Regions from separate parts of the Homo sapiens genome. Here region 2 is linked to region 1. The links are chromatin loops, found by intact Hi-C in ENCODE. Cell type or tissue: endothelial cell of umbilical vein. All regions are shown on one strand. Links, peaks and the distances in the headings refer to the core of each region. The heading gives the core; the rest is flanking DNA. Region 1 has its middle 17 kb from the start of MRGPRX2. Region 2 overlaps ZDHHC13 (zDHHC palmitoyltransferase 13).

Region 1 (9,286 bases), core at 956-8,955:
TAGGGCTCTTCTGGGAGGTTCCTGTGGCCTTTGCTGCTTAAACCAACGTGCCCAAATCTGCAATCTTGCTTCACTTACATCCTTCACATTATGTAGCACATGTCTGAATGCTGCTGACTCCTCAAAGGACAGCTGATGATGAATAAGTCTAAAGTGAAATAAAGCCAATGATTCAATGGAATTGAACTGCAATAAACCGAATGACCCTCTCTTAAGCACTTACAGACAGAAGGTTTTTTTTGTTTGTTTCTTTTTGGTTTTTTGTTTTGTTTTGTTTTTGTCAGGGTCTTACTCTGTTGCCCAGGCTGGAGTGCAGTGGCACCATCACGGCTCACAGCAGCCTCCAACTCCTGGACTCAAGTGATCCTTCCACCTCAGCCTCTCAAATAACTGGGACTATAGGCACATGCCACCACATCTGGCTAATTTCTTGTTTTTGTTTTTGTTTTTGTTTTGTTTTGTAGAGATGGGGTCTCACTATGTTGCCTAGGACATAGTGAGACCCCATCTCTACAAAACAAAACAAAACAGGAGTTCAAGTTGATTGCATGAACTCTTGGGCTCAAGTATTCCTCCTGCCTCAGCCTCCCAAAGTGCTGAGATTACAGGTGTGAGCCACCATCCCTGGCAGAAGTTGATTTTTTAAAAAGGAGGAACATTTCCTGACCCATCTGCTCTTGACCAAATATCCCATGAACTCCTTCCAAAGGTGAGCATTTCTCTGGCATATTTCTGCTCTTCTCTCCTTTAAACTCAGAGGTAATATTACTCCCAGGATCTCAGTCCCTTTTTCTCTCCCTGCCACATCTTCTTTCTGACATTAAAATCAGTCTCTGTCTTTCATATCCACACAGGGAGGAGGTGGGGTTCAGCTAATGAATATTTGAGAAGCCCTTTGAGATCTTGGATGAAAGGTACCTTATAAAATGCAATTAAAAATAATATGGGTAATTACTAGCTGGGCTAATCCCTGTAGGATAATTAGAGAGTTTTCCTCTGGCAGATTCTGAATTCATGCAGAAACTCAGAGTTCAAAAGGCAAAACTGATTTGAAATTTCAGGGGCCACTGGTATGCTTCCTCTGTTCCAGCATCATATCCGTGAGTCTTTTCTGAAATCTGAGGAGCTTCTTAGCAGGCCAGAGCTGGAAAGGATCTTTGAGATGATCTTTCCAAACTCTTTGGATTACAGATGAAGCCACCAAGACCCAGAAAACTGATGTGTCTGGCTTAAAGCTGCAGAGCAAGTGTGGGAGAGCCACAGCTCAGGTCCAGTCCCTAGACACCCCAATTTAGGGGTTCCTGTCACCACTCCTAATCTATAATGTACTCTCTCCAAATCTCTGCATACTGCACAGTAGAGTACTGGAACAAAAGTCACACAGAGTTGAATTCAAATCCCAGCTCTGACACAGATGAAAGCAAAGTAGCTGGCAAGTAAGCCTCAATTTCCCCATGTGTATAATGGGAATAATAACACCTGCCTCATAGGATTGTTGTGAGGAGTCAATGAGTAATGACACGGAAGCGTCTGGCACAAAGCACGTGTTCAGTCAAAGCTGCTGGAATGAATGGAGTCTTTGCAGTCCTGGGGTTTGACCTACAGTCCTTGTTTTGTACAGCTATGTTCAATCTGCATTTATGGGGCACTTACATGCTGCAGACTGTGCTAAGCTCTCCAGTACTTTATGTCATTTAGTCATCACCACATCCCCTCAAGGTCAGCAGTATGAAGTTGAGCTTCAGGTTGGTTAGCTAACTTGTCCAAGGCCACAGCTGAAGAGGAGGCAGGACTTGGCCCTGTGCGCTCAGCCACCACGTGACACTGTCGTCACTTGTGAGAAGAGGAATGCACATTGTTATAACCACAGTGGAGCCCTAAAAGGGTTTTCTGCTGGGATACAGGGGAGGAGTAATGGAGGGAGATTGGGAATGGTTGTAGCCTAAGAGGATCTATTGAAGCATTTTTGTTTCCAGTTATAAAAATTAAATTCTTCTCCTGCATAAGATTTAATTATTCTGAGGAGGCTGCACTGATGAAAGTAGTTAAATTATCTTCTCTGAAAAGATAATCAAGAAATCTGGATTCAGGTCCTGGATCTGCTCCTTAGAAACCGTGTGTCTTGCTCAAGTCCCTCAACGTTTCCATCTCCCCAAGACTTGTGTTCCTCATCTATGTAATGCCTTATCCCACATGGAGTCTTTGGAGGCTCAAATGTGAGTAACATGGAAGTGCTCTGTCAATTGCAACTTCTGTACAAATGAGAATCATTACTTGTACCATTCATAGTTTAGAAGACTTTCAGTCTGAAGGAGGAGATAGCTGGAAGCCCCAGGCTGGGCTACTAATCCAGCACACTTCGCAGGCTGGGGACAAAACACATCACATAATTTATGGCTCTGAGCTCAAATTATTTGGTTGGAAGTAGGCACTTTGGGGGAACAACCCTTTGAAATTTAATTGTAAATTAATGGGTTTCACTTGTTTCAGGTTTCAAATTTTTTTCTGGGCTGAGACCCAAGATTAAAACCTGATGTGTCACATTCTTTCATTCTGTGTGTTTAGAAGAAAACAGGCCCCTGTGAAAGGCTGCTGGGTGAGGCTGGCAAAGGAGGAAGGAGCTGATCCAAGAGTTGTTAATCACCCCCCAACGATTTCCTCATCAACCGAGCCTTTCCCAAGGACTCCCTAGAAACTTGAATAACCAGGAATGTATTCTTCTGAACTACCCTGTTTAAAACGGACAGCTGAGTCATCCTTTCCAGGGATGTCCAGGGCTGACCAAGAGAATGACAGTGGCTAAGGCTATCAGAGCCAAAGGACACTCAGAGGTTGCTCTCTGCAGCCACCCCAGGCAGGGGTTTTTTGAAGAGATGGTCATCTCACACCCCTAGCGATGGGGAACTCACTCCCTCTCATTGTCAGACACTTGCTGGAAGCTGCTCCAGATCTCCAGCCTCCATTTATCTCTGTGTAATTCTCACCCACTGCTCAAGGGTCCATCCTCTGGAGCCACAGGGCCATGTATAGCCCTCTCCACCACCTGCGTCAACCCTGAGACAACCCTTCCCAAGACTAAGTCCTACAAGTTAAAGAGATGGATGTAGCTGAAAATATATATCTTGAGGCATCAGAAGGCTTGAATTCAAATCTCAGCTTAACAACTCATTAGCTTTGTGACTTTGGGAAATTTGCTTAACATCTCTGATCCTTAGTGTACTTATCTTTAAAACAAATACCTTTGGGGATTGCTGTGAGGATCTAACATATAAAGGAAGAGGAACCTAAGGCCAGAAGTAAAGTCAGACCCAAGTGAATACATGGGAAGAAACTATCACACACTCCGGGGAATTCTGTACCGTCTGGTGGCCTAGACCTGTTACACACAGGACTTTACTAGGAATGAAGGGGTGATTCTGCACTAATCCTTATATCCATGCAGTGCAGGGAGTCAAATTAGAGAGCCCTCTGAATAAAGCCAGGACTCAGAAACAGCTATACTCTCTGAGAAAAAGGATGATTGATGAAAAATAAAACAAACAAAACATAAAACCTGCACAGTATAACTAAGCAGCAAGGAAAAGTGTCTGTGTCCACCTTGATTTACAGTAGTTGGGGGAGAAAATAGTGCCCTGAGGTTTCAGTGCTACTGGCTGACCATTGCATAACTAGGGATTCTGAAATGACACTAATTTACACATGGTCTTAAAACCCTCAAGATGATCAATTGAATTTAAGTGGACCTTGAAAAAGAAAAAAATAAAGTGGACTCTGTTCTGTTATCAGTATGTCCTGACGCCTGACAGAAGCAATCAGGAATCTTCCCTACAGAAATGCACCCTCAAGCCAAGCCTTATAGAATTATCATAAGATTCCAAAAACTAGGGGCTCACAATCAAAATGATGTGTGCAAGGAAACAGACCACCATGAATCAGTGGCAGCAGAAACAGCAAATTATAGAACCAGGCCCACAAAGACTTCAGATATTGGGATACATATAGACTATAGAAAAATTATGTTTAATATGTTTAAATAAACATATTAAAGAAAGACTCAAAAGAAGACTCACACCCACATCTTCTGGCATGGTCCAGTGCTCTTTCCACTAATTCAAGAAAGAAAGAATAAAAAATGAGTCAAGAACAAAAGAATATAAAAATGACCAGGCAGATTTGAAAAATAATCCAAGTACCTACTAATGATGAAGTATCTCAAGCTTCCTCTATGAAAGCCAACACACTTCCTATTAGACAAAAATTTAGAAAATGTCCAGTCCACCCCCAGCTATTAAATGCATCCTGTGCCAGCAGCAGGAAACAGTCATAAATATTCTTCCAGAATCATCCTTTTGCCTGACCCATTCCTCTTGTGCTGCTTTTCCTAGCTCTGGGATTCCCTGGATTCCTTTCCCAGTTCCAGGCACCAACTTCTGGCCCTCTTCCTTATCTAGGTGACACATTCAGACACTCCTCAGCTCCCCTCTCAGCTCCACATTTCATGGGGCACCTTCAGTCCAAGTGTGAGGGGGTCTCAAATATGACTGTGCTAGCAGCAATTATTATAAACACGCTACGTGCTACCACCACCATCTGCATGCTTCTTTACAAAATACCTTTTATGTCTATGAAAGCTTGGTCATCCTCACAAATGAAGGAGACAGGTTCACAGAGTTATAGTCATTCAGCTAGAAATGGACAGAGCCAAGACTCAAAAGAAGACTCACACCCACATCTGGCATCTCCCAGTGCTCTTTCCACTAATTCAAGCTACCTCCAATAATAGAGCAATGATGAATAACCAACCAGCACTGTCTGTTCTTTATTATTACATAGGTTAAACCCTCACCTGTTTTCATCAAACTGAACTGAAACCTTCTCAAGAGTTACCCAGTTGGTTGAGAAATCTGTGGGTCATTGCCAAGTACGGTCTTAGGATCAAGGAAATGTTAATTTATGTCCCAATTGTTTGGAGATCACTGGCTACAGTTAGTGGAGACATAAGTACAGGTTCTTTCGGGCAAAAGCCAGCCTAAGCATAGCACACGATGGAGAGGTACCCGACGGGAACGGAGTCCCTATGATTCCCCCCTTCCCCTGTCTCAGGGTAACATCTGAAGTTCCACAGAAAAACATGTTTTAAACTATCAAACAAAACATTAAAAACCTATATAAAAAAAAATGAGAGCATGTGTACCCAGCTAGGTAAAGTGTGCAATTTGAGTCTGTTTTCTGTTCATTTTACTCCGGGAGAGATTGTCTAGACAAAAGCAGAAAAGAAACTTTGTGTGCGCCCTCTTGTGGAGGAGGCCTAGCACTGCAGGGCCACCCCCAGCCAGCCTTGCCCTTTAGAGCTGCTGAATGAGACAGACAAGGGGCTGCCTGCCCATGGAATTTACATTCTAGTGGAAGCAGATGGGGAAAATCCCAAGCAGATAAATGAACAAGATCTTTCCAGATCATGAAAGTAAAGAGCATAAAACAGGGTAATGTAATAGAGTGAGTAGAGGAGGGTGTGGGTCAGGCTACAAGTTGTGTGTTCAAGAAAGGCCAGCTGGGGCAGGGGAGAGGAGATGGCTGAGCTGAGCCCCAAGTGTCAAGAAGTTACCAACCACGGGAAGTTCAGGGCAACCAGCCCAGGCAGTGCCAACGCCTTGAGGTAGGAATGAGTTTGGGGTGTCAAGCACAGAGAAGCCAGTGTGACAAGTGGCAAAAGCAAACAGAAGTATTCCAGTGAGTGAGGATGGAGGGTGAGGCACCTCTGGGAGCACGCATATCATCCAAGTAGGAAAACGGGGTCTGTTTCACACTTTCAGGAGACTTAATTCTCACCCCTGCACCCACCTCCCACAGCCAGTTCTTCAGCAAATCCAGTTGGCTCTGCCTCAAACCATCCACTTTCCTCATCCCTATGGCCATCCCCAGCCCTAGTTATCACCCTCTTCTGCAATAGCTTCCTAGTGGATCTCCTTGCCCCTTGCAAGGCATTCTCCTCTCCACAGAAAAGTGATCTGCTTAATGTAAATGAGAAAATCAGATGGTGCCTCTTCCTTGCTTAGAACTCTCCAATGGCTTTGCACTTAGAATAAACCTCCCCTTAGGTCTGACTTATCCCTGCCTCTGCTCCAGCCACAGTAAACTCTAATCTCTTTCCTGCTTCAGGACACTTGCACTCGCAGTTCCCTACACCAGGAACATTTTTTCCTTGGTTTTTGACAAATCTGGTTCCTTTTCATCCTCCTGGGCTCAGCTTAAACTTCTCAGGGAATCCTTCCTTGACCACTCCATCCAAAGGAGCCCCCAAGTGACTCTCCATCACCTTGTCCTATTGATTTCCCTCATGGCAGCTATGATAATGTGTCATTTTTCCATTTATTCATTATTTTCTTACTTTTCATCTTTTTTCACATTGTATTTGAGGTCCATGAGGGCAGAGACCATAACTCTTATTCACTGCTGGATCCTCAGTGCCTGCAGAGCTCCTGGTATTTGCGTGATATTTGAGGAATGAATGAATGAGCCCTAGGAGGTAGCAGTCAAGATGGAATCTAGGAATTATCTAGCCCAACAGCCCTCAAATTCTGTTTTTAGCACAGAAGCTGTTTCCAAATGGACTCTTACACAGAACCTAAGAATGAAGCAAGACACAGCAGACATGAGCCCTGCCCTCCTGGCTCTGTCTCCATGTCGCCAAGAGCCCTGGCTGAGCCAACGACACTGGCAGCTCTTGAGAAACACCTCCCAGGTGGCTAAGTCCTCATGAATTTTCCCTCAGCCCATGTTTCTCTGACTTCCCCTGTTCTACAAATGAGAACAGAGGCAGAATGGAAAATAATATTTTAAATTGCCATCAGCAGTTTGGGGGGTGGGTAGAGTTAAATATATTAGAGAAAATTTTCATGGGGGAATGTATTTGGGAACACTTCTGGGGTGTGAGTGAGCTCTGTGGTTTTTACTTCAGAGCACCTATGTGGGCTCAGGCACATTTGCAAGAATTTCTGGAAGCCCTGTGTGCCCCAAAGAGGGAGCAGAGACCAGTTACTCTCCTGCCATCCTTTTCCTTCTCCAGAACATTGATGTGCCCTTTCAGGTGCCAGGCAGCACAACTCAGTGGGCACAAAAAGAGGGTGAGTCGGCAGAGGCCTGCTGTCCAGGTGTCCTGGGAAAGTCCTTAGCTGTGTTCACATCATTTATGACCCAGTTCGTATATTCTCAACTCACCTTTTTACCTTGGCCATTGATGTGGCAACCAACTATATGCAAATGTAGCCTGACTGCTGTCCAGAATGTCTCTTGATTTCTGTTTGTTTTTTTTGAGACAGAGTTTTGCTCTGTCACCTAGGCTGGAGTGCAATGGTGCGATCTCGGCTCACTGCAGCCTCCACCTGCCAGGTTCAAGCGATTCTCCTGCCTCAGCCTCCTGAGTAGCTGGGATTACAGGCATGTGCCACCATGCCCGGCTAATTTTTGTATTTTTAGTAGAAATGGGGTTTCACCATGTTGGCCAGGCTGGTCTCAAACTCCTGACCTCAGGTGATCCGCCTGCCTCGGCCTTCCAAAGTGCTGGGATTACAGGCATGAACCACCGTGCCCAACCATGTCTCTTCATTTCTAATGGCTACTTATCAGCTGTGTGATCTTGGGCAAGTTGCTTAACCTCTCTAGGTTTCATCATCTGAAAAAGGGGGATGATAATGATACCACTTCATATGATTGTACCAAACAGTAAATGAGTTAATAAATGTAAAGTGCTTACAACAGTGCCTGACACAAAGCAAGTGCTATCAAAAAGATCAACATTGTTATAATAACTATTATTATTGTTGTTACTCTCGCTAGGGCTGAGCACTAGAAGAGGGAGACGGGGCTTCCTGTAGCTCCGAGTCTGCTAAGCAGGAGCCTGATTTGCCATGGACAGGAGTTGACTTCAGTCCTCAGGCTTGTGGGGTGGGGGCAGGGAGGACAGGAGCTACCATTTATTGAAGGCACAGAATCAAAGAATTCTCAAAACACCTTAGGGAGAAGATACTCTTGGTATCAAAGTGGTGCCATTGGTCTGGGGCAATAACCGAGGTTCATTGCCTCATTCCAAGGAAATCGAGGACATGGACACAAACGAGGAGTGAGTTTAAGAGCAGAGGTTTAATAGGTGAAAGAAAGAGAAAAGAGAAAAACTCTCTCCTGCAGAGAGAGGGGCTCCGGACTGGATCTTCCAGTTCCACGGTGAAATGCATGGAGGCGTTTTGTAGATGAGCTTGAGGAGGCAGTGTCTGATTGACATAGGGCATGAGAGATTGGTCAAACCAGGTGTGCTGTTTGCATAGCATGCAAAGAAGCTGGTCATCCCACCCTAATCTTTTATTATGCAGATGGGGTCTCTACCTGGCCGGTGCCATGTTGCCTGCTTTTTACTGCACATGTGGTGACAAAGGAAAGGGAAGAGGGAACCTCCGTGTTGAATATACCTGGCTTCCAGATATCGCTTTTCTATTGCCACAGCTGCCAGTATTTACCTATGTGAGCTTTTAGCTTGCTTATCTATGCTTGCAGCTTGATTTTTCAGGTTGCTTTTTCTTAGAAAAGAAACAAGTTAGGGGCTGCTTTTTATTAAAAGGAAACCTTACTGAGGACTCTCTTACCCTCACTATCTGCCTAAATAATTTCTTTCTAGTTCCTGTATCACTATCACCTTTTTAGAGATGAGGAAACCAAGGCTTCAGGGGGTTACAGGAGTCATCTGAGGTCATGTAGCCTGGAGTGTCTGAACCAGGGTTGCCCCTAGGCCCAGTGAGTGTGGCCCTGGTCCCTGTCGCCACCCTGCAAAAGGAAGGAAAGGGTAGTGCATATCCCTGTGGTTCCCAGAATGTCCTAGGGGAAGAAGGAAACTGCAAAGATGTACCTCTCAGCCCTTTGTGCCTGCTGGAAAATGCTGCAGGCAATATCCTATCAGGGTCCTGAGGGGAAGGTGGTGCTCTGGGCACTGCTTCCCTGACCTATATCCAGGAGGCTGGGCTCTGGGTGAGGTAGGTGGGGATGGGAATCTGTTGGGAAGAGCACTGGGCCAGGAGTCAGGAGCTGAATTTCAGACCTCACCCAGTGTGCCAGTTCCAGCACCTAAAACAAGGCCTATCAAGTAGCAAGGAGTGCACAATCAATATTCATTGAAGAAATGGATGAGTGAATCCATGAATGAATAACATAGGCCCTGCTCTCAGGGAGCTTTCAGCCTAGAGGAGCAGAGGAGACAGGTGCAGCAGCTACAGAGTTCAGATGAGGGGAGTGCCCTAGG
Region 2 (9,286 bases), core at 372-8,371, 73 kb before region 1:
TGAAATTTATCAGTACATAGGTGGTAAAGCCGTGAGTGAATAACATCCCAAAGACTGTGTGCAGGTAGAAAGGGGGCAGAATCTTAGCCAAAACAAACACTTAAGGGGAAAAAAGCAAAGTCACCAAAAATAACCAAGAACAACTGACCAGAAAGGCAGGATGAGAACCGGCAGAAAGAAAGGTTTCAGGGAATCCAGGGAAGAGAGTTTCGAGAAGGGGGATGTTCTCAGTGTCAAATGTCACATGGAGATCAAAGACTGAAATATGTCCTCATGATGCTACTAATTCAGGTTTATTTTGGCAAAGTTAAAAGAATGAAACTTCTATGAAACAATGGTCTGACTGAATTGAAGCTGGGCCCCATGTTTGTGCAATGCAGTCTTTAATGACAAGATATGAGACCTTGAAAGTAAGCAGGGCTTCCTTCTTTCTTCCTCCATTTTCACCTCTCTACGCCATATCTAGGAGTGGATAATTTCAAATGACATTAAGTCTTTAAAATGTTTCCTATTCCAATTGGCATGATGACACAAAATGGGCTAGTTTAGATTTTTTTTAATGTAAATTTAGAATCTCCTAGCAACATAATCTCAGAACAGAGATAAGAATTAAATATGGATCTCAAAATTCTAAATCCTAGATATAACACTCTTACAGACAAGCTGCCCTATTCATTCAACAAATACTTGAGGGCATATTATATGCAAGGTACTATTCTAGGCACTTGGGACACATCAATGAACTTAAGATCTTTTTCTCACTTAAATTCTAGCTGGGGAAGATAGACAAATAAATATACTAAGTGAATTTTATAGTATATAAAAACCTGGATGACAAAGGGCCCTATAGGCCATCATAAAGACTTTGCTTTTACTCTGGGAGAAATGAGGAGACATCATAGGAATGTGAGCTGATAAGTGACATGACCCGACTTACATTTTAGAAGATTCATCTGCTGAACCAACATGGCAGTGGTAGAGTGGTAAGAAGGGGTCAGATTCTGGACATAAACTGAAGGCTGAACTAGTTAACCCGTCTTTCTAATGGACTGCATATGTGGTATGACAAAAAAAAAAAAGGCGAAGACAGAGGAATGCTGGAGTTACCAGCTACTGAGATGGGGAAGGCTTGGCTTAGTCAGGGGAAGGGTGGGGAGGGTATCAGGAGATGCCTATTAGACATCAAAGCGGATGAGTAAAGTAGGTAATTGGATATATGAGCATGGAAAGGTCTAGACTAGAGAGACAAATATGGGAGTTATCAACATATAGATGGCATTTAGGGAATGAATAGATAGCAAGGAAGCTCAATAACAAAATCCTGGGGCACCCTACCAACAAGAGATGGGGGAGAAGTGGAGGAGCTGGCAAAGGAGACTGAGGAATAACCACTATTTCTTTCTCTCCCCACTCCACATGCCTAATGCAAAAGCAGTGTAGCATTCATGATGATCCTCTACATAAGAATACAGTGTCTGTTAATTTAGAATCACTCTGAAAGTACAATTACTAATTATTATTAATAAGATGATGGTATCATATTTGAAAACACTAGAAACAGTGGAATCAATCCAATATTCCATTTTAACAATTTAAATAGTATTCACTTCTATGACTTAGATTTTCTTAGACATTCATGAGAATAACCTGAAGTTTCTAAAGTTTTCCATTATTCAGTTCATTTTAAAGTTTAGAGGAACACCACACAGAATTGCTAAGCTAAAAAAAATGAATAAAATTTGGATTTAATCTCTCAAAATTCCAGTGTTTTCTTTTATGAAGTGACATCATATGCCTAAAATTTTCAACACTATCATTTTTAAAGTCCTTATGATTCTAAGGAAACATTGTAAATGTTATTATTTTCTTTTCAAGAAATAAAATTTTAGTAAGGAATAAACTATTCCTACAAGCTTCTATAAAACTCCTTGCAACAAGGTGTTTTTCCCATTGTGTCTCTAAAAATCAAAACCTTTTGCATTTCAATACATTCATTAAATAAATGTGGAAGTACACAATGATATTCATAAGGTAACAAGCACTTTTAGAGCATCTAGTTGAGGACCAACAATAAATAGCCAATGAAAGTGCCAAATTTCCAACTTTGGGTAATAGGATGCGGGGGAAAGATATAGTCAGCAGATATAATGCAGCAAAAAGCCAACTCTCTGGTTTCCTCTGATGCCTTAATAAACAAAACCAAATGAACAAAAAAAGTCATCTATCCCATAGAAAAGACCCCATATGAAAATACCTCGCATTTCTGCAGCCACCTCCAAAGTCTGAACTTTTGGTTGGCTCTCATTTTGGCTTCTGTTTTTAGCATATGAATAATGAGCTGATTTTTGTTTTGTAGAGCCATATCAAGAGGTGTTTCTCCCTTAAAAAAGAGTAGGGTAAAAAGTTTAAAAGTATTTTTAATATATTATGAGTGCTAAACTTTTTTTAAAAACACCAGAATCATAGACTCAACACATTATTCCAAGGATAGCCAGCTATTATCATTTATATCTATCTTGGGGTAACTGAAAACAATTATATAGCTTATCTTTACGTTAATTTATCAATCTTCTAACTCAAGATATAATAAACTAAGGGAGATAAATATCTGGCCATACCTTAACATTCTGGATATCCAGGCTAGAACCAGCTTCCAAAAGCTTATCAACTGCATTAACATTTCCTGCTGCAACTGCCCAGTGAAGTGGAGTGTTTTGGTGTATTTTATCAACCACATTGAGAGAAGGATTAAACTTTAAAAGAAATCCAGTTGGTTCTGGCCTGTCTCAAAATAATAAAATACCAAGAGGCATTAACAGAGATGATGACTTAAGGAGTAAATGCAAATTATGAATCTTTTAAGATAATGCCATCAATTAACCATTCAGTTAAGTATTCAGAACTGAGAAACTTCTTTGTACTGAGTTCTATTCTAGGTACTAATAGGAGATTAAAAAAAAAGACATCTATTAAATGACGACTGCTATACAGATAGATAATTTTAACAATGCAGTGGAATAACTGCTTTTGTTTTTCAAACTTTTCCTTTCATATTGTTGTTCTATTGGCTAACACTTTTCTTTGAATATAGATTTAACTTTAGCCAATATTAAATGCTATGCTATTTATTCAATTAAAGACTAAATGTATGTCTTAGTTGAGGAGCTAACTTCATACTCTCCATCAAATCAACTGTTAAATAAAGCAGGTATAAATTATGCCCTAAAATATTTGTATATCTTAGAAAGTTACGGACTAGAAGACAGAATTCAGTAAAATATTTTTACTTTACCAATACCTTTCCTTCCTTCATGACCACTGAAGAGATTCTTTTAATAAAACAATATTCTACTTTATTTATTCTATCAATATCTTTATAGAGATTATACCTGACTTCAGATTTACCAGCACAGAAGAGAAAATGCTTTTTAATAAAATTCTACCTCCAGTCCTACCATTCCATGAACAAAAAGGAAATAGCATTAGAACTAACACAGTTCCTAGAAGTCCTAAGTACAAGCAAAATCAGAGATTCAATACAACATAGAAACAAACTGCTAAAGTGAGAACTGTCGTAAGTATCTGCCTAGATAAATACCAGAAGTTGAACTATACAGTGGTCATTAATCATGTGTTTATAGAAATAAATACACAGAAAAACTTGAATATGTAAGTGCCTGATCTGAACATACAGACTCTTTTCAGTTAATGATATTTTCAAAGTAGTCAAGAATGATGTCAGAGAATCTCAAAATTTAATATTTTCCAGAAAGCAGATTTATCACTTAGATTTCAAATTATGAGAACATTTAAAATTATAGCCATTTTTTTAAAGCCAAAGGAAGAAATACAAGTCATGTTAACAAGTATATTTCAAGGTATATCTACTTGATAGGTAAGGAAATTTTTTTCTTATTAGTAGCTTTCAAACTTTTTGCCAAAGCTATCAGAAAAGAGAAAATGTATTTCAAGGCTGCTTTTCTAACTATAACTACCTTAAAAGTCAATTATCACAGTCTCTGTGTGAAAAATCTTATTTTCTTCAATGTACTATCATCTCACATAGACACAGATACTTAAAATTACATACACAGAAAAGAAATAGTTGGAACCAAGAATGAGATTGAGTGGACTAAATTAAACTCACCCAATTACTTTGTGAGCTGATAACATGAGAGGTGTCTGCCCATTTACATCTGTCATATTCACACTCTATTCAAAAAGAAGACAATTAGCATAACTGTAAATACACTCAAAAGTCTATTTGTTCTCTTAATAGAAATATCTCTTTAATACATTCAATACTACCATTATTTCTACATAAAGGGCTCAAATATCATTTGATAAAAAGAATGTTTTGCTCACTTCCATAGGGTAAAAATCCATGGATTTCCACAGAATATTTTTAAAAAGAAAATCTGAATATATAATGTAAAGTGTTATATGATGTGAACACAGTTAAGGGAAAGAGTAAAATGTTGATAGCTACCATCAAATACAAGAGATGGTAGAGACCTTAAAAGTCACCTAGTTGAGACCTTAGTTGACACATTAATTCGCATTATCATTTCTTATACAAAGTCATTCAGTACCTACTCAAACACTTCCAGTAAATAGTGAACTCCCTATCTTCTGAGGCAACTTGTCTTTCTGGACTTATCATATTAAGTTTTAAATAGTAAAATATGAAAATTTCCTTTCTATTTTCTGGAACACAGAAAAAAAAAGGAAATCATATTTCCATGAGGATACAGTCCTTTTAATAAGACAGGTCTAGGTTTAAGGTATACAGCAATGGTTTCAGCTAAGCCAAAGAAAAACAGTTTCAGCTTCTGAAGATTCTTATGGGCCTTGGAGGAACAGGACTTGGGAAGGCACCCAAAGAGAAGCAGACAGGACTCTTCCTCATATATTTATATTTTTCCAACAATGAAACCTAGGAGGTTATAATTCTACTTCAATCAGCTAAGTCTGAGAGAAAGTGCTTATTTAAAGGGAGCACAATCATTCCAACAGCATTTGTGCAAACACGTTTTCATGCCTTTTACAGGCAAGTCTGCTAATACATAAACTACTTTGCTACCAGAAAACATATTCCAGGCAAGTATAATTGACAGTGAAACTTACAATAACCTATAATTTAACCTGTGCCTCTCAAGGCAAGTCAATTTTCATGGAATTACTTTAGAGAACAATAAGAAACATATATTCAAATTGGCCTCCCATTTGGGCTCAAATAATGAAAGCAAATGATGGGTTAATTTAGTGATTTGACTACCATTTTTATATTCAACTAGAAGAAAAATACAGGCTTTGAAGTCATGTTTTTGAGAAACTCTGCAAATTACTGGGTTCATAAGAAAAACTATTACCAGCTTACAAGTTTCAGAAACATCTATTATACGTTACTGAGCTAAATGACCTGTCCTTTTCCCTCCAATGAAGCTGAAAAGCAGTATTCAATGGCTAAACGTACTGAGGCTAATATCTGAATATCTGGATATCCATTAACCTCCACTTTAAAAATGAGAAGAGACTACTACTAATAATTTCCCCAACCTCTTCAGATGATAAAAACTGGAGTATAAGACACATTTCAGAACATACCTGTCCCTTTGAGATGAGATATGCTATAATAGGCATGTGTTGAAACAATACTGCCAGGTGGATGCTGCTGAATCCCTCTCCATCAATAAGAGTGGGGTCTGCACCATGCTGGAGTAATAATATGACCATAGGTAAATGTCCTTGTCTGCAAATAGAAGACAAAAAGCCATTCTGTAGCATGCAGAAAAAGCAAAAAGTCAGGGAGAGACTGATATTCCTAAGACATGAGGGATTTTGGTTACATATAAAAAATATTTCCTAACAGTAAGATTTTTGAAACAATGGTGATTGTCCAAACGTTTTTAACTTAGATGCTGCAAACTTAGAACTATATGGATAATCATTCTCGTTTTTTTTTGTTTTTTGTTTTTTGTTTTTGAGATGGAGTCTCGCTCTGTGACCCAGGCTGGAGTGCAGTGGCACGATCTCAGCTCACTGCAACATCTGCCTCCCAGGTTCAAGCGGTTCTCCTGCCTCAGCGGGGACTACAGGCGCATGCCACCATGCCCACCTAATTTTTTGTATTTTTAGTAGAGATGGGGTTTCATTGTGTTAGCCAGGATGGTCTCGATCTCCTGACCTCATGATCTGCCTGCCTGGGCCTCCCAAAGTGCTGGGATTACAGGCATGAGCCACTGCACCCGGCCTGGATAATCATTCTTGAGTGCAAGTGATAAACTTGATAACTTCCCAATCTACCCTAAACCTGACCTTCACACATTACCATACGTGAATAATAATTCTTTATGACATGGTAACAATGAAGATTCTAAGACCACTTAGATGTCACTGTCATTTTAAAATCAAAAAATCATAAGCCAGATATACAGAAATATAATATTCATAAACTATGGGTTTACTGTGATAATATTAAGAGCTATATATTCATATGCTTTTCTTATGCTTGACTATGGTTCATTTTTCATGTAAAGTACTGTACCTCAGTAGCTTAAAGGGCATGAAGTAACCCTAGAGTTTCAAAACTCTTAGCTATGGAGAAAAGATTCAACTCCTTGACTTACATGAACAATTATTCACTTCAGTTTCAGATTCCTGTCAACCCCACCAACCACCGAGAGTGGAGTTTAAATTAATAAAAGAAACTGATAAGTATTCAAGACTTACTAACTTCAGTTTCAGATGGCCAATATACAACAGAGAAAAAAGGAGAGTGACCACACAATATAAATGTTCTAAGTTGATATACTCAAAATTTCTTGTTAATCCTGCAACAACTTTTAAAAGAGTTGACTCAATTGGCCCTAAGATATAGAGATATACTTCACATTTAAGAGGAAACTCACCTCTGAAATAAAATCGTAAATTTCTAAATAGACATCTGTCATAAGCCTGAACTGAATGAGTTTGCACTTCACTGAACTACTATTTTTATTTATGTTACCAAGTATGAAAATTATTTATTCTAATTACAAAAAAGAAACTATAAAACACATATTTGAGTTGGATAATCATAATGAAGCCCTAAATTAAATATCGAAAACATCCTTTCTGCAAACTCTTTAAAGCTGAAATTTATTTTTAAATAAAGGGGGGGGGGGAAGAAAAGACAGCCTTTCAAATCGTCTATAACTGATTTTTTATATGGTGACCACTAGCTATATGTGGCTATTTAATTTCAGTGTTCAAAGAAACCTTACCGGATGGCCCAGTGAAGAGGAGTTGAATTTAAATCTCCACCCAACTGATCTACAACAGCACCTTTTGAAATATAAAACCTGTTAAAAGCAGACACAAATGAAAGTAAGATTTGAAACTTAAGCTTCATATTGAGAAAGAAAATACTAATTTTTTCATAGTAATAAATATGTTGGAGAACAAATTATGATAGTAATAATCCCTAAAACACCCAGATCTATAGAAATATGAAAGGTTCACATGGCAGAATCAGACAAATCCCTGATGAAACATCCTTAGGATGTAAGTAATTAGTCCTGCTGTAATTAGCATTCCATTATAACTTACATATCAAATACATCATAACTACTCTCTGCATAGTCTAACTACCGCAGCACTCTTGAAATTGTTTATATTCAAAAGGTTTAGGATCAGACAGATATTCTTACTTGACTGGAAGGAGAAAGGTAAAGTTATGTCACCTTCAACAGTTTAAAAGTAGAATTACTATGTGGGAATGAATTTTAAAAGTAAGTAGTAAAGAATTAATTTAAAATCCTTTTGGAAAAGTTAGACATTTTGAGTGTTTTGCCCTGTATTTAGGGTACGGAGATGAGAGGCACTGTATAAGGTGGACATATAAGGTAATAAGACTGATTTTCTTCTATGGTTTATAGGAATTAGTCTCATTACTTCAAAGTTGAGCTTCATACATCATATTATCTAAATACCATGCCAGTTTATTTCCACAGAAGAGGAGTTTGCCTGTGAGTATTCATGTGTGTTAGAACATTTTAAACCTTAATAAATTTCTTAAACTTTGAGGATTTTAAATATCTAATCCTATAACACAAAATATATACACATTCACATACACATGTACATTTTACATGTTAAGCTGTTTAAAAGAAACAATGGGTAGGCAGTAGTGCTTTATGAAGGGGAAATATTTTATACAATCCAATACATGCCCACTTAAAAGTATATTCCATATTTAGTTTTTTTAAAAGGTTAAATCTCCTACCTATCTATTCTTCGTGGTATTAAAATGTAAAATATTTCAATGCTTCTTCTAAACTAGATGAGACTTCCCATTCTCTTCTGAAAAAGTTTATTATACTTTTCCTTTTTTAAAAAATGTTCACTTTTACTTTCTAAACTTTATGATTGGCCCCCTTGGCTTTATCTCTAATTTTCCCTTTTGGATCAACCAGGCATGGTCTCTAAGGTCCCTTTCAACTTTATAATAACCAACGTGTGTGGCAGAAAAAGTTTCGGGTGTTCTTTTACACGAGGATTACACATGGTTCAATACCCATACTTAAAGAAAAAGATAAATGAAGGAGAGGTCTAAAATTATAAATACACAATTAACACACATATCCCATCTTACTTTACAAGATCCAGTCTGTTGTTAATAGCAGCCCAATGAAGAAGCGACACATTTTCTTTATCTGGTTGCCTGACATCATATCCTGCTTCTACCAACTCTTTACATCGTTCAAAAATTCCGTATCTCAAAGAAGAAAAAAAAAAGCATAATTGATACAATTAAAATCATTTCAAATATCAAAATTTCTTCACTTTACTATATCTTTTCACTATCCAAACTGCCTTTCAGTCAATACAGAAATATAATAATTAACAAAGACATGCATAGAGAGGACACAGTATAAAGCCAAACAGCAAAAGGAAACCTGGTTTATGTACTGATCAGATTAATCTCTTTGGAGTTGAACTTGACTTTCTTAAGTAAACTTTAAACTTACATTGCCTTCCTTCAATAAGTTTCATCTGATCTCCACTATGTGCCAGAAACACCTGGTGCCAATTCCTGACAATAATCTTACCCCTGAATCAAACCAAGCCCATGCAATAATCTCACAATAAGGGATAAAGACTAAAAGCAAACTTAGAATGGGATAAATTCCACAACGAAATATGGAAAGAATATAGGTATAGCAGAGGAACAAATGATTAGCCCTTCCTGAAGGAGATGAAACTAAGCTATATTTTATAGGTTGACAAAAGGCATTTCAGGCAG

The links. A loop is a pair of places that touch in the nucleus more often than their neighbours do. Peaks named below come from ENCODE experiments on the same cell type or tissue, not always from the same donor. Only the 100,000 strongest peaks of a DNase experiment are listed, where the experiment ranks them.
Region 2: it touches region 1 in a loop (4-fold over the local background); 17 of 110 quality-filtered maps call a loop at or near these places.

Annotation. Positions count from the first base shown.
Region 1 is chr11:19,073,187-19,082,472 of GRCh38, reverse strand. No RefSeq gene overlaps it. Among named protein-coding and RNA genes, the nearest start is that of MRGPRX2, 17 kb to the right of the region's middle. RefSeq lists a silencer at 4,137-4,431. In endothelial cell of umbilical vein, for the core only: a CTCF peak has its summit at 5,302 (motif pointing left); DNase peaks (open chromatin) are centred at 1,722, 2,642, 4,322 and 5,262; H3K27ac peaks cover 4,148 bases.
Region 2 is chr11:19,145,653-19,154,938 of GRCh38, reverse strand. ZDHHC13 (zDHHC palmitoyltransferase 13) reads right to left here. Exons shown (of 17, transcript NM_019028.3): 3 at 8,636-8,758; 4 at 7,266-7,343; 5 at 5,608-5,752; 6 at 4,148-4,212; 7 at 2,619-2,781; 8 at 2,255-2,380. Among named protein-coding and RNA genes, the nearest start is that of ZDHHC13, 33 kb to the right of the region's middle. In endothelial cell of umbilical vein, for the core only: no CTCF peak of the experiment used is centred there; no DNase peak of the experiment used is centred there.